3 separate regions of the Homo sapiens genome follow, and all the other regions are linked to region 1. The links are chromatin contacts, found by Hi-C in ENCODE. All regions are on one chromosome and are shown on one strand. Each heading gives the region's core, a stretch centred on a gene start or an enhancer-like site at or near the end of the contact. The rest is flanking DNA. Distances are from core to core; before and after follow the strand shown. Region 1 overlaps LINC03062 (long intergenic non-protein coding RNA 3062). Region 2 overlaps SEMA4D (semaphorin 4D). Region 3 overlaps SEMA4D (semaphorin 4D).

The links. Hi-C counts contacts between places; a loop is a spot of excess contacts on that map. Pooled maps may share reads with other maps.
Region 2: a loop to region 1 is called in a map with no recorded cell type, with 4 times the contacts of the local background. The contact joins two enhancer-like sites. A Hi-C loop is called at or near these places in 1 of 168 maps with a recorded cell type or tissue (naive thymus-derived CD4-positive, alpha-beta T cell), 5 of 37 single-sample maps with no recorded cell type and 9 of 50 pooled maps.
Region 3: a map with no recorded cell type shows a loop between it and region 1 (2.3-fold over the local background). The contact joins two enhancer-like sites. A Hi-C loop is called at or near these places in 3 of 37 single-sample maps with no recorded cell type and 7 of 50 pooled maps.

The regions. Positions count from the first base shown.
Region 1 is chr9:89,708,501-89,712,617 of GRCh38, reverse strand. All of the region lies in intron 5 of LINC03062 (long intergenic non-protein coding RNA 3062), which reads right to left. Among named protein-coding and RNA genes, the nearest start is that of LINC03062, 71 kb to the right of the region's middle. RefSeq lists an enhancer at 1-343. Within about 2 kb of position 1,762, at least 3 of the 41 ENCODE cell types and tissues checked have a DNase peak (open chromatin) inside an H3K27ac peak, as active enhancers do.
Region 2 is chr9:89,417,448-89,421,493 of GRCh38, reverse strand. All of the region lies in intron 2 of SEMA4D (semaphorin 4D), which reads left to right. Among named protein-coding and RNA genes, the nearest start is that of SEMA4D, 79 kb to the left of the region's middle. RefSeq lists an enhancer at 755-904. Within about 2 kb of position 2,118, at least 7 of the 41 ENCODE cell types and tissues checked have a DNase peak (open chromatin) inside an H3K27ac peak, as active enhancers do.
Region 3 is chr9:89,399,164-89,403,136 of GRCh38, reverse strand. It overlaps SEMA4D (semaphorin 4D), which reads left to right. Exons shown (of 16, transcript NM_001371194.2): 4 at 121-266; 5 at 3,799-3,861. Among named protein-coding and RNA genes, the nearest start is that of SECISBP2, 83 kb to the right of the region's middle. Within about 2 kb of position 2,561, at least 4 of the 41 ENCODE cell types and tissues checked have a DNase peak (open chromatin) inside an H3K27ac peak, as active enhancers do.

The DNA.
Region 1 (4,117 bases), core at 513-3,012:
GGGGATGGCCATGTGGCAAGGACTGACAGAGGGGACCTAATGCCCAGGGCCACCCAGAGAACCCTCAAGTTCTCCAAAGAGCTGCCTGCTCACCTTCTGTGAGGCATGGGCATGGAGCTGTGCTTCTGCCCCACGTGTGCTCCAACAGTAGCTCTGGCCGCGGAGGGAGGAGGGAGCCCAGGGACTTTGTGACACTGTTTTTCACCGTAAGCTTCCTTAAACAAACAACATTGCCACGAGCCAGAATTAATTGAACCCACATGCCAGTGTTCTGAGTGGCTGCCTCTATGTGTATGTGTGTATAGAGATATGTAGGTGTGCATGTGTGTGCATATATATGTGTACTGTGTACTTGCATATCATGTGTACATGTGCATTCTGTGGTGTGCTTGTATGTGCATATGTGTGTGAGTGTATATGCATTGTGTGCATATATGTGTGTGTGTATGTGTAGTGTATGTGCATGCATGTATATATGTGGGTATGTACATAGGTATGTGTGGATGTGGCTGAATGTGTGTATGTATGAGGGTGTGTGAATGGGTGTGTAGGTGCATGCATGTACATGGGGGTTGGGCACGTGTGTGGGTGTGTAGTGTGTGTGGATGTGCATACATATGCGTATGTGGGTGTATTGTGGATGTACCTGTGTGTGTGTATGCATGTGTGCATGGGGGGTATGTACATGGGTGTGTAGTGAGTGGCGTGTGTGCGCATATGTGTGCGTGTGTACAGAGGTATTGGTCTAGTCCTCCCCAGCGTGCTGAGCCATCGCTCAGGGCTAGCAGTCACTGCTGGGCTATGTGTTCTGCACTAAATCGTCACAAACAAACAATGTTCCCAATTTACAGATGAGAAATCCAAGGCACAAGGAGGTGAAGTCCCTCACCTAGGCCATGGGGACAGCTATACAGCTTGGGTGGTGACACAGACCTGTGTTGAGATCCCTGGCCTGCCACAGCCTGGCCAAATGGCTCGCCTTTCCTTTACCCCTCCTTGGTAATGTGAGGACAAACTGCTCACCTGCAGGACCTGTGGGGAATCTGAGAGCTCTCGTGTGGGGAGAAGCTTGCCTGGTGTCTGAGAGAGCAAGTGCCCCTCCTCGTTCACTCACAGGAACTTCCTGCACACCTACTCTGTGCCCGGCATCACGCTGGTGCCATAAATCCAGCTCCTGGAAGCAGAGCTCAAGCATGGATTCATGTGATTTCTAAAGGGTTTGCTCCTGGATAGCAAAAATGGAGGGAGAGGTGTGGGGCAGGGAAGGGGAAGAGGCCAGGGTACAAGTTCAGTAAGAGCCCCAGCCCCTACCTGATCTCACCTGCAGCATCGATCGACAATGAATGTTTAAGCTGTGACGTGGTTGTTTAAGCTGCCTTGAATGGTCCGTGGTGCTCGTTGCAGAGACCCTAGCAGATGAAGACAACCCCAGGCCCCCAGAGCAAAGGGAAAGCAAGGCCTCTCATCCTCGCTGCCTGGACTCCCCCGACCGGGCACTCCATCTCCCCAGGAAGGAGTGTGGGGAAACAGCCCCGTCTACACTGGGGACAACCCACTTCCAGAAGCCCCTGTCCAATACTTTTACCCTTGATTTTTCAGCCTGGAGCATTTTATAGGAAATATAATCCACATGGCATTGAGTCACTGGGCCTGAGCTCAGCAAAAGTTGTTTTGTAAGAAATGTTTTCTATCCACCAGAGGCCTCTTTTCTTAGAAACAGGAAGTCATTTTTAGCCAAGAATAAACAAGCTTGACACTAAGCAGGTTAGTTTTTCACACAAAGCCCCTGACGGACTTTGTGGACTTCTTAGTCATAGGTTGGATTTCCTTTTCGGACTCTTTTCTTTTGACTCTTGACTGTTGAAATAAGATGAGTTCGCACTGGACCTACTGCCCACGGGACCCCCACCAAGCCACCACGCGAACATGGCGTGCATGGCCCAGGGTAGCAGCAGAGGCCACGTGACTTCAGCAGGCCCGATAACACTAACAGCTACCATTGACGGGGGTACCAGTACTTGGTGGCAGCATGCTGTAATCGTAAAGAAAATGAGCTGTAGATTTCTGAGCTCATCACTCAACCTCTCTAAAGGCCACAATCCATGTCTATAAAGAAATGTGGACAACCAACTGACAAGCTCGTTGTCAGAATTCAAAAAACCAGTGTCAATGTGCACGCCCATCTCAGTGCAATGCCTGGCATGGAGCACATGCTTGATAAAGGGTAAGTAATGTCACTACTGGAGGTCACATGAGATTCACCAACAGAGAGAACAGGGGCGGGAAAGGGGCTCTTTCACATTTGTTTTAATCCCTAGAACCCAGTGCTGTTACTGGCATGTGGTAGGAATGTCATTTACTATGCGTTGAATGAAAAGAATAAATGAGGATACAGACGCAGTCTGCTCCTAAATATTTAACAGCAATCCTGGCTACTTAGGCTTCTCCCTCCAAACGTATTGCTTCTTCAGCTAAGACAGCAGAAGAGGTGATTTAGTCTACGGTTGTTATACTCGGCCACAAGTGAACACAGAAATAGTCCAGAGTGTCACAGGTCCAGGGCAAAGGACTAACATGGACAGTTATGGACATGAGCAAGGTGGGTCTCAGAGGTGGTCTTGGCGATCAGATGGCGATGAAGTTCTAGATGCATTGAAACAAGCTCTAGACAGTAGCATGCAGTCCAACAACTTGTACCAGCATCTCCAGCCTCTGGCATTCATGTTTCTGCTCCTGGCACCTCCATGGGTGCAAAAACCTAGCGGTTTACTTGGACCTCTGCCTCATCTTTCTTCCTTTGAGCTTCAGTCTGTGCTTTTGCTTCTTTCTCCACTTGGCTCTCGCGGTGCAGAGGTTTCCAAGAAGATGGCACTAAGGCCAAGAGACGTATTGCTTTGATATTAATCAGATAGAGTTTATATCCCTGTCAAACTCAACAGGAAAGTTTCATGGTTTTTTTTTTTCCACTTTAGCATGGATGTTCCAGGTGATGGAACCCAACTGTGGGTTATTTAGACAAGGCTCTTGCTTCCAATCCACTGGAGTGGGCGAAAGAAAGAAAGAAAGAGAGAAAGAGAGAAAGAAAAGACAAGAAAGAAGGAAAGAAAGAAAGAAAGAAAGAAAGAAAGAAGAAAGAAAGAAAGAAAGAAAGAAAAGAAAGAAAGAAAGAAAGAGAAAGAAGGAAAAAAAGAAAAAGAAGTGGAAGAAGTGGAAGCAATGACCTCAGGTGAGTCTGAAGCGGCAGGTTGCATTTTCCAAAGATGGCTGAATAACATCTAGCATCCCACTGTCTCTTCCGCGGTGTGGCCTTGCCAGTCCCTTTCAAGGGCCTCATCTCTCCCACTTGACTCTGGGCCAACCTCTGTGACTTTGTCAACCAATACAAGTTCTGATTCTTCCAAGCCCAGGCTATCCAGAGGCCTTGCAGCTCCTTGTCAACTCTTGGGACCTGGCCCTTGGGATGCTCCCTCTTGGGACCTGGCCACCATGCTAGGAGAGGCTGAGTGGAGAGGGCTCATACGGGCACTCCTGAGATCCCAGGCCGAGAGGACAGCTGAAAGCCAACATCTTTGGCCAGGCACATAGATGAAGGCACCATCTTGGACATCCGCTCAGCAGAGGTTTCAGAGACTCCAGGTCTGGGCACTGTCTGATTGGATCTGAAGCCTCACCATTGTGAGGATGGTGTGGCCAAGCCCAATCTACCCACAGCACCATGGGAGAGAATAACAAATTGTTGTTCTAAGCCACTGAGCTTTGAGGTGCTTTTAAATGCAGCCATAGTCAGCCAGAACAGTGAAGAGGGCATCAACAGGACAACAAGTCAATGAGAGGACAGGACTTCAGGAGTGATGGGAGGAGGGAAGCTCTCTAAAGAGGCACTGTGTAGCTGAAATGCAGGTGACCAGGAGCCGGGCATGCAAAGGTGAGGAGAAGCATGCAGAAGCAGTGTGGCAGAGATGCTCAGGCGGCATGAGCTGGCCTGGGGTCGGGTGGGCAGCTGGGGAGACAGTGAGCAGGTCAGAAGGGGCCAGGGGAGCTGGCCATGTGGACAGCAGCAAGGAGTTCACCGGGAGGCATTAGGAGCAGTGGCGAGCCTGCGAATGGCTTTAAGCAG
Region 2 (4,046 bases), core at 869-3,368, 290 kb after region 1:
ATTCTTGGTAGAGGACTGTTGGATCAGAGATTCTGGATGTAGCTTCTTGGCAGGTGTTGCCCAGCAGGGTGCGGAAACATGTCCTCCGGGCCCTGTCTGTGTACTTTGTAGCCAGCCTTTCTCATGGGTGCCCTGCTCAGCAGAGTGTAATGGTATTGTGTTGTAATATGCATGCCTACCCCATCGAGGTGTGTGCTGCAGTGCCAATTTCAGCAGAAGGTCCCCCATTGCTCTCTGCCTCCGGAACTTCCTTACCTGCTTCTGGGCCAGGATGAGGAGATTGAGCAGAAGGGGCTCACGGCCCTCTCCCCGTCCACAGCCACAGCAGTGCTGCCTGTCACAGTGTTCCTAAGCCCTGCTTCCAGGAGTCTATGTGGACCTGGGGAAGCCCCGATCCCCCGTGTGTGCAGGAGGAGGCTGGTGGAGCCCACAGTCCCTGGCAGTAGGGGTTGTTAGATGTGCTAATAGCTGCACCCTGCTTGTTATATCTCTCTGAGTCTTCTTAGCTAGGCAGATATAACTGGCTTCATTTCACAAGTGGTAAGAATGATAGTTAATGCCTCCCAGTGCTTAAACAGCATCGGGCACCTAGGAAAGCACTAGGAAGCATTAACTGATTAGTCATGGATCCTCATAACCAAATGAGACAGGCAGTATTAGTATGCCCACTTTTTGGATAAGGAAACAGAGGCCCAGAGAGGCTCAGTAACTTCCCTCAGGAACACACAACTTGGAGAAGCCAGGACTGGAACCCAGGTTCCTCTGATTGCAGAGCCCCTTGCTCTTGCTTCATCCCACTTGTCTTCTCTGTGTGCTGAAGAACACCAGGTCCCTGCTTAGGGAGTACGCCCAGAAGGCGAGGTCATGTCTGCAGGATGGAGGCCAGATGAAGGCGCTGCCAGTGGCTCTGTCCTTCTGCCATCAGCGACCACTAAATACCTGTTCGCAAGGCCTGGGCGTTGGAGCCCCACACTCTCCTGCACTAGAGGGGGTGCACCAGGAGAGGATGTGAAGGCCATGAGAGGGAAATGCTTCTCTCTCCTAATTAATTTCATTGCTTTTTGATGAACAGGCCATTGGATTCTTTTTACCTGTGCTGTCAGGAGTTGGGAGATATGAGTTAAAACAGCATGATGAGTAATTACATGAGAAGTGTGGGTTTGCATTTTTAAGCCAGGTAACTCATAACTGTGGGGTTGCACGCTGAGAAAGAAGAAACAAACCGTGTATGTGTAGGGTGAAGGCAACGCGGGGTTGGGGCCTGGGCAATTCACTAAGAAAGGAAGTGTGTTCCCACTCAGGAACCTTGGGGCTGGCAGCTGTTTTTGGAGGCTAGATATGAACCCCCAGCTGGGAGGCAGGACACAAGGATGCTGGTGTTCAGGTGGAGTTGTTGGAGGCAATTGAGATGAGAACCCAGACCTGCTGACATTTGTTGTTGGATGCCACAAAATTACCGTGAATATGATACGTGTCTTAAACCACAGGATGAGCAGTTCTGGGTCTTTATTAAAGTGACAAAGGCTTATTTCATTTCTAAAAAATAGAAGTTTTTCAGGTGTTTTTTTGTTTTTTTTGAGACGGAGTCTTTTTCTGTCACCCAGGTCAGAGTGCAATGGCGCGATCTTGGCTCACTCCAACCTCCACCTCCTGAGTTCAAGCGATTCTCCTGCCTCAGCCTCCCAAGTAGCTGGGATGACAGGTGCGCACCACCACACCCAGCTAATTTTTGTATTTTTTTTTGATAGAGACGGGGTTTTGCCTTGTTGGTCAAGCTGGTCTTGAACTCCTGACCTCAAGTGATCCACCCGCCTCGGCCTCCTAAAGTGTTGGGATTACAGGCGTGAGCCACAGTGCCTGGCCAGTTTTTTAGTTTTAAAATCCGTGATATTCACATTATTTACCTAAGCCTCTTATTTATGTATGAATCTCTGCCTTTGTTGCCTTCAACTGTTTTTTGGCACAGTCTCTGGGCGGCCACTGTCCCCTCTCCCTCCCGTGTGACAGGAAGGCCTCGTGGAAACAAGTGATGTGGCACTTTGCAGGTGCCCACAGTAGCGTGGACTTTCCCTCTTTGCTTGTCCAGCAGTTGTGCCCAAATGCTCAGCCCTGCCCCAGGAGTTTCAACAGGAAATGTCGGTGTCAGGTCCTGGGTGGATGTGGCCTTTTCCAGGATTCTCATAGCTGCTCATGTGAACCTACTTTTGCTTATAAAATTGGCCGTAAGAGCCATCCACTGCTGGAGGGAAGACCCCAGTATCAGTCTCTGGAAGCTCCACTACGGTGGGGCCTGATGAATCGTGATCGTTTCTGATCACTGCCCTCGCGGTTCATTTGCTAACCTCAGGTGCCTGCTCAGGGTTCAGAGGATGTGTCGGCCCCGAGGGGTGGGGGGACCGGATGTTGTGTGCCTGGATGGCCGTGTCTAAGGTTCTGCTTCCTGGGGAGGGGTGTACAGGGCGTCTGTAGAGGAGGGAGCCGTCCAGTGAGGGGCCTGGGTGGGAGGGACGGGGGCTCCTGTAGAGGAGGGAGAGCCGCCTCCTTCCCAGCTGGCTTCAAAAAAAGAGCCGTGATCATATAAGCTCTGAAAGCAAAAGGCAAACAAAAAAGAAACCCTCCTCACCACAGAATATGCTGGAGTCTGATTCCAAGGTTTAACAATTACGTGGCTCCTGTGTTAATAGAATCATGGAGGGATCAGCGTCGGCTCCTGAGCGTCTGCAGTCCTGCACGTGGCTCTGGTTTTGCGATTCTGATTCTCTTGATCTAATTGTTGGTGCTGCTACTGCACCCCACGATCCCTGTCTTGAGACTGATCTCCCACACTGCAAAGGAGTGACAGCCATGCTATGGAACCTTGCCACACCACGGTGGACACCGTTCTGTTTGGCTGAAAACCAGCCATCCAAAAATAAAGGAAGATGAACAGCTCTTTAGTGCTTGTAATTATGCCATATGTGTTTCTGCTTTTTCCTTCTTTGCCTCATGAAGATGAATTTTAAAGGATACATATCTGGAGCTAATAGACAATTAGATAGTACTTTTTTGGTTCACAGACTCTGCTAACTGGAATGGCTTATTGTGCAAGAAAGTACACCTGGTCGGGTCCTGGGGCTCATCTCTAGCACCAGGTAACGGGCTGGGCTGCCCTTCCCCTCTGTTCGTGGGTGGGTGGTTGCACAGCTCCTCCCTCCTGTCTGCCCCAGTGCTGTCTTCCCCAGCACATGCAAGCCAAGCTGATCCTGCGTCTAAGGAAGTCTAGAAGGTTTAAACTCACAATAATTTGTTTTCAGTGCCTTTCTAGGAGTGTTGCTGAGTTTAAGTGGATGCACAGTTTAAGGGCTTAAATAGCCTTGTTTCCCATTATTTTCACAGCAAAGATTTCTGAAGACGTCTTTCTAGAAATGACTGGAAAGTTTCAAGAGGCATAAGATACAGGTAAAACCACTTTATTCATGATCTGTAATTTCAGTTGAGCAGAGTTGATAATGTGTAGAGGCCTCAGTTGGATCTGGCAGGTGGTTGGTTGCTTGGTCCCTTGGTCCCTGATATCCTGTGGGGCAAAGCTTCAGACTTGGCTGCCATCCCTTGGGCCCGGCATGGGGAGGTGGGTGCTGGGCACCCACAGTGATTGTCTGTCTCTGTTCTTGCTCTGCCACTGCTTGTCCCAGCTCCCCCTATTCTTCCCTGCTCTCTCGGCCTCTCCTCCCACTGGGTCTTGGGATTGTGGCAGCTCCGCGGCTGATGGCCCCTGGTGCCTGCACCAGAAAGCTTACTCTCTTCTTTTGGAGGGTGCAGGAAGGTGGCTGGTAAGGTGTGGTGTAATAAGAGGGCTCTCCAGGTCACCCTCCTCAGATTTGGGCCATTTTGTGTTTAATCTTAATTTTGGTCCGTTCCAAGCCATGCATTTTCAGTTTCAGAGGAGAAGGAAATAACCAGCTTAATTTGTGAAAACAAAAGTCAAACCCCATCTTTCCTTCATCATTTTCATATTACTCAAGTATCATGAATGAGCCCCCACAAGGTTTTTTATTCTGCTGGCTTTT
Region 3 (3,973 bases), core at 1,312-3,811, 310 kb after region 1:
TGACTGCACCCAGACGTGCTCATTGTCACTGAGACAGGGACCTAGGATGTGCTCAGGTTTAAAAATGCTTCCATCGCTCTTTTCTTCCTCCCACTCTGACCCTGCCCTTGCATCCCACAGAGGTGCACCTGGTGCAGTTTCATGAGCCAGACATCTACAACTACTCAGCCTTGCTGCTGAGCGAGGACAAGGACACCTTGTACATAGGTGCCCGGGAGGCGGTCTTCGCTGTGAACGCACTCAACATCTCCGAGAAGCAGCATGAGGTACGTCCTGGGCTCCCCTGCATGTCCACATAGCCCAGCTTGAGTGGGCAGCCTCTCCTGGCCCCACTGTGGGGCTGGGGGCTGACTTACCTGGAGCCTCCATTCTGTAGCTGTGACCATGCAGCCCCATCTTTGGGTGTCCACCAGCAGTTCACCCGGGGACCACCCTCTTTGCTTTTTTTTTTTTTGAACTTTTTATTATGAAAAAATCTCAAACATACCTATGAGCAGAGACAGCTATGCCATGAGCCCTGTGCCCACTGCAGCTTATGCAAGGCCGGGTGTTCAGTCTTGCCTACAGTACCCTCCACCTCCTGGGGCATTGAGGCAGATCCCGACACCACATTCTTCATCTGGGTATCTCTTACTGGAAAGGGCCCCTTGTCGTGCAAATAATCAAAAATAGCTTCTCCAAAATTTATATCATCATACATTCAGCCAGTGTTCATATTTCACCGACTCTTGTGGATGATGCTTGTTTAGTTGGTTCAAACGTTTAGTTTGAATCAGGTTGCAACCACGCTGTCCCAATCCATTGCAGCTGGTCACCCTGTCCATTCAGTCTCCGCTTCTAGGAGCCAGCCTCGGTTTCCTTCCTGAGAAAGCTACTCTGCACAGCCCATCCCATGTCCCACTCTTCACATTGCTCCTGATTCCTCGGTGTCTTTAAACATTTTAAAAAATCAAACCGAATTTAAAATTTGATTGTAGCTCACTGCAGCCTCAAACTCCTGGGCTCAAGTGATCCTCTTGCCTCAGCCTCCTGAGTAGCTGGGACTGTAAGTATGTGCCACCACACCCAGCCCCACTCATGGTGTCTTTAGCATGCACCTCTGTCTTCACATCCCCAGCTGGGTGTCAGATCCAGGCTCATCCCTCTCAGGGCTGTGAGGCGGGCTTCTCCATGGAGGCAGGTGTTCCTCCTCCTCAGTCTCGGTGGCCTTTGACCAGCGAAGTCTAGATGCTCTTCTCATCAAAGATTGCAAAACGCAATGTTCTGATTCTACCTCTCCTTCTCTACTTGTTAGCTGGAAATCGTATAAAAGGGGAAGTGCCCATCACCAGCTATTTTGGTCCGTAGAGGTCCCATTTCCTTTGGGAAATGCAGAATCGATGCTTGGAATCTTTGCCTTTATTTACCAGTTTTCAGAATAATGAGTTAATGAGTCAGTTTCCCCTCTGAAGGGCAAGAGTGAGTTTTTTGATTGATTTTTAGTGTCACAATGAAGTCATAGATTTAAAGATATTTGCTCTTCTTTGACCCATCACAGTGAAACACCTACCTCATGCTCAAATCGTCGCATCCATGGTCAACAGCAGCCTGTTTGGGTTGGCTCCTGAGACCTCGCGGTGTGGGGTTAGTTTTCTTGCTCTCTGGAATCTGTTCCAGGTTCACGCTGGACATTTTCTGCCCAGATCTCTTTTTGTTTTCATCTCCAGGGTCTAGCTTATTTCTCAATTTCTGTTTGACACATAAATGAGCTCTGAGCATTATGCTCTGAAAACAAGTATTTGGCTGGGTGCTGTGGCTCACGCATGTTATCCTAACACTGTGGGAGGTCGAGGTAGGCGGATTACTTGAGCTCAAGAGTTTGAGACCAGCCTGGGCAACATGGCGAAACCCTTTCTCTACAAAAACTGCAAAAAATAGCCAGGTGTGGTGGCTCAGGTCTTGGGAGTCTGAGGTGCTTGGAAGTCTGAAGTGGGAGGATCACTTGAGCCCAGGAGGTCGAGGCTGCAGTGAGCTGAGATCATGCCACTGCAGTCCAGCCTGGGCAACAGAGCGAGACCCTGTCTCAAAAAAACAAAAACAAAGTATTCAGCACTGTGAGGCACTCTGAGCAGAAAGATGTGGTGGTCTCACCTCACTCAGCTCTTACTCTTCGCGTGTCTGTTAAATTCTCTTCCTCTGAGCGCCTTCCTGACCACACAGGCTCACACTCGGTCTTGGGGGAATTGTGGACAGTGTGTTTGTGCTGGCCCCACAGGTGTTCAGTGAGAGCCAGACATTGCTCTGTTAATGACACCATGGTGGTCCCTCGGGGTTGGGGAGAGGCTTGGGGACCTCTTATACTTAAAAGAAAAAAATAAAGAGACCCCCGCCAAGCATCAGTGAAAATCCCTGCAAACGTGATCAAGAGTCTGTTGAAGTGTACGTTCCCTTGTCCTTATGCATTTCATGCGAGTTGACGAAATCATCTGTACTTTAAATGCTGAAGGAAGTGGCTATTTTAAATGAGACTCTGTTCCGCTTTTGTGTGCCCCTATCAGGACTTCCATTTCTATGAAATGACACTCCCTTAGTACTGTGTCTGCAGCCTGGGTGCTGTTCAGGAACTCACAGAGTTAGTTAGAAACCTAAAGTGGGGTTCCTCTCCTCATACTCTCCCTCCTAGAAGCCCTGTGTGCTTCCTAACCTCTGAGTCCTGACACCTGCTACAAGCCTTTTGGTGGAGAAAAATACATTGTTACTGGTTTCTTTTGCATCAGTTATGGAACATCACAGAGAGAGGGGGCATTTTGGGGAAGGTGAGGCAGAGATAGATATAGAAACCTTCCCTTTTGTCTTATGTTGCTTTCTATTCTGTGGGGGCTTTGGAGGGCAAGGGGCTAAGGCCCCCACCCCCTGGAAGTTTCTGATCACGAATTGTCCCTGGTTTGAAAGAAGAGGTGGTAGGAACATGGATCTTACTAAGATGGTGCCTGAGCTGAGCTGGTGGTGTTAGTTCATCACTTCCTCCTGCTGCCAACATGCAAGTTTAAGGAATCGTAAATCTCCCTTTCTACTGATACAGTGAATATTGTGGCTTTTTTTTTTAAACTGGACTGTAGAGTCACTTTTTTTTTTTTTTTTTTTTTTTTTTGAGACGGAGTCTTACTCTGTTGCCCAGGCACACGAGGCTGGAGTGCAGTGGTGCGATCTCGGCTTACTGCAACCTTCGCCTCCCGGGTTCAAGAGATTCTCCTGCCTCAGCCTCTCGAGTAGCTGGGATTACAGGCGCCCGCCACCACTCCCAGATAATTTTTGTATTTTTAGTAAAGATGGAGTTTCACCATGTTGGCCAGGCTGGTCTGGAACTCCTGACCTCAGGTGATCCGCCTGCCTCAGCCTCCCAAAGTGCTGGGATCACAGGTGTGAGCCACTGCGCCCGGCCTGTAGAGTCACTTTGAATGGATGGAAAAAAGCCCACTTTGATGTTTGAAAATACTTATGGTTTAGGTTTTTGAAAAATAATTTAATTTTCTCCACTTTCACGAGTTTGATTTTTGCTGCTGTTTTATGGTGAGTGATGGAACTTTTGGAGCTGGTCTTCCAGACTCCACTGGTTTCAGGATAAGGATCACAGTGAGGATGTTCATGAAGGCCCCAGGCTGCTCCCCTGCTCTCTGAACCTCCCTTGCAGTCTGAGAATTGATCATCTCAGGAGAAACCTCTAGGCTCTAAACTCTATCATGTGCTTTTAAAATTGTGCATTTTTATACTAGTATCTCTTTAAAAGAATATGCACTGATATGGACTCTATCCCAACAGGTGTATTGGAAGGTCTCAGAAGACAAAAAAGCAAAATGTGCAGAAAAGGGGAAATCAAAACAGGTAAATTTCTTTTGCAAGCTACAAAGAATCCCATTCAAGTATTTCTTGGTTGTTTTAATCTACTGAATGCCAGCATGCCTGCAGTGCAGGCCAGCCTTTTCTCCAGGCTCTG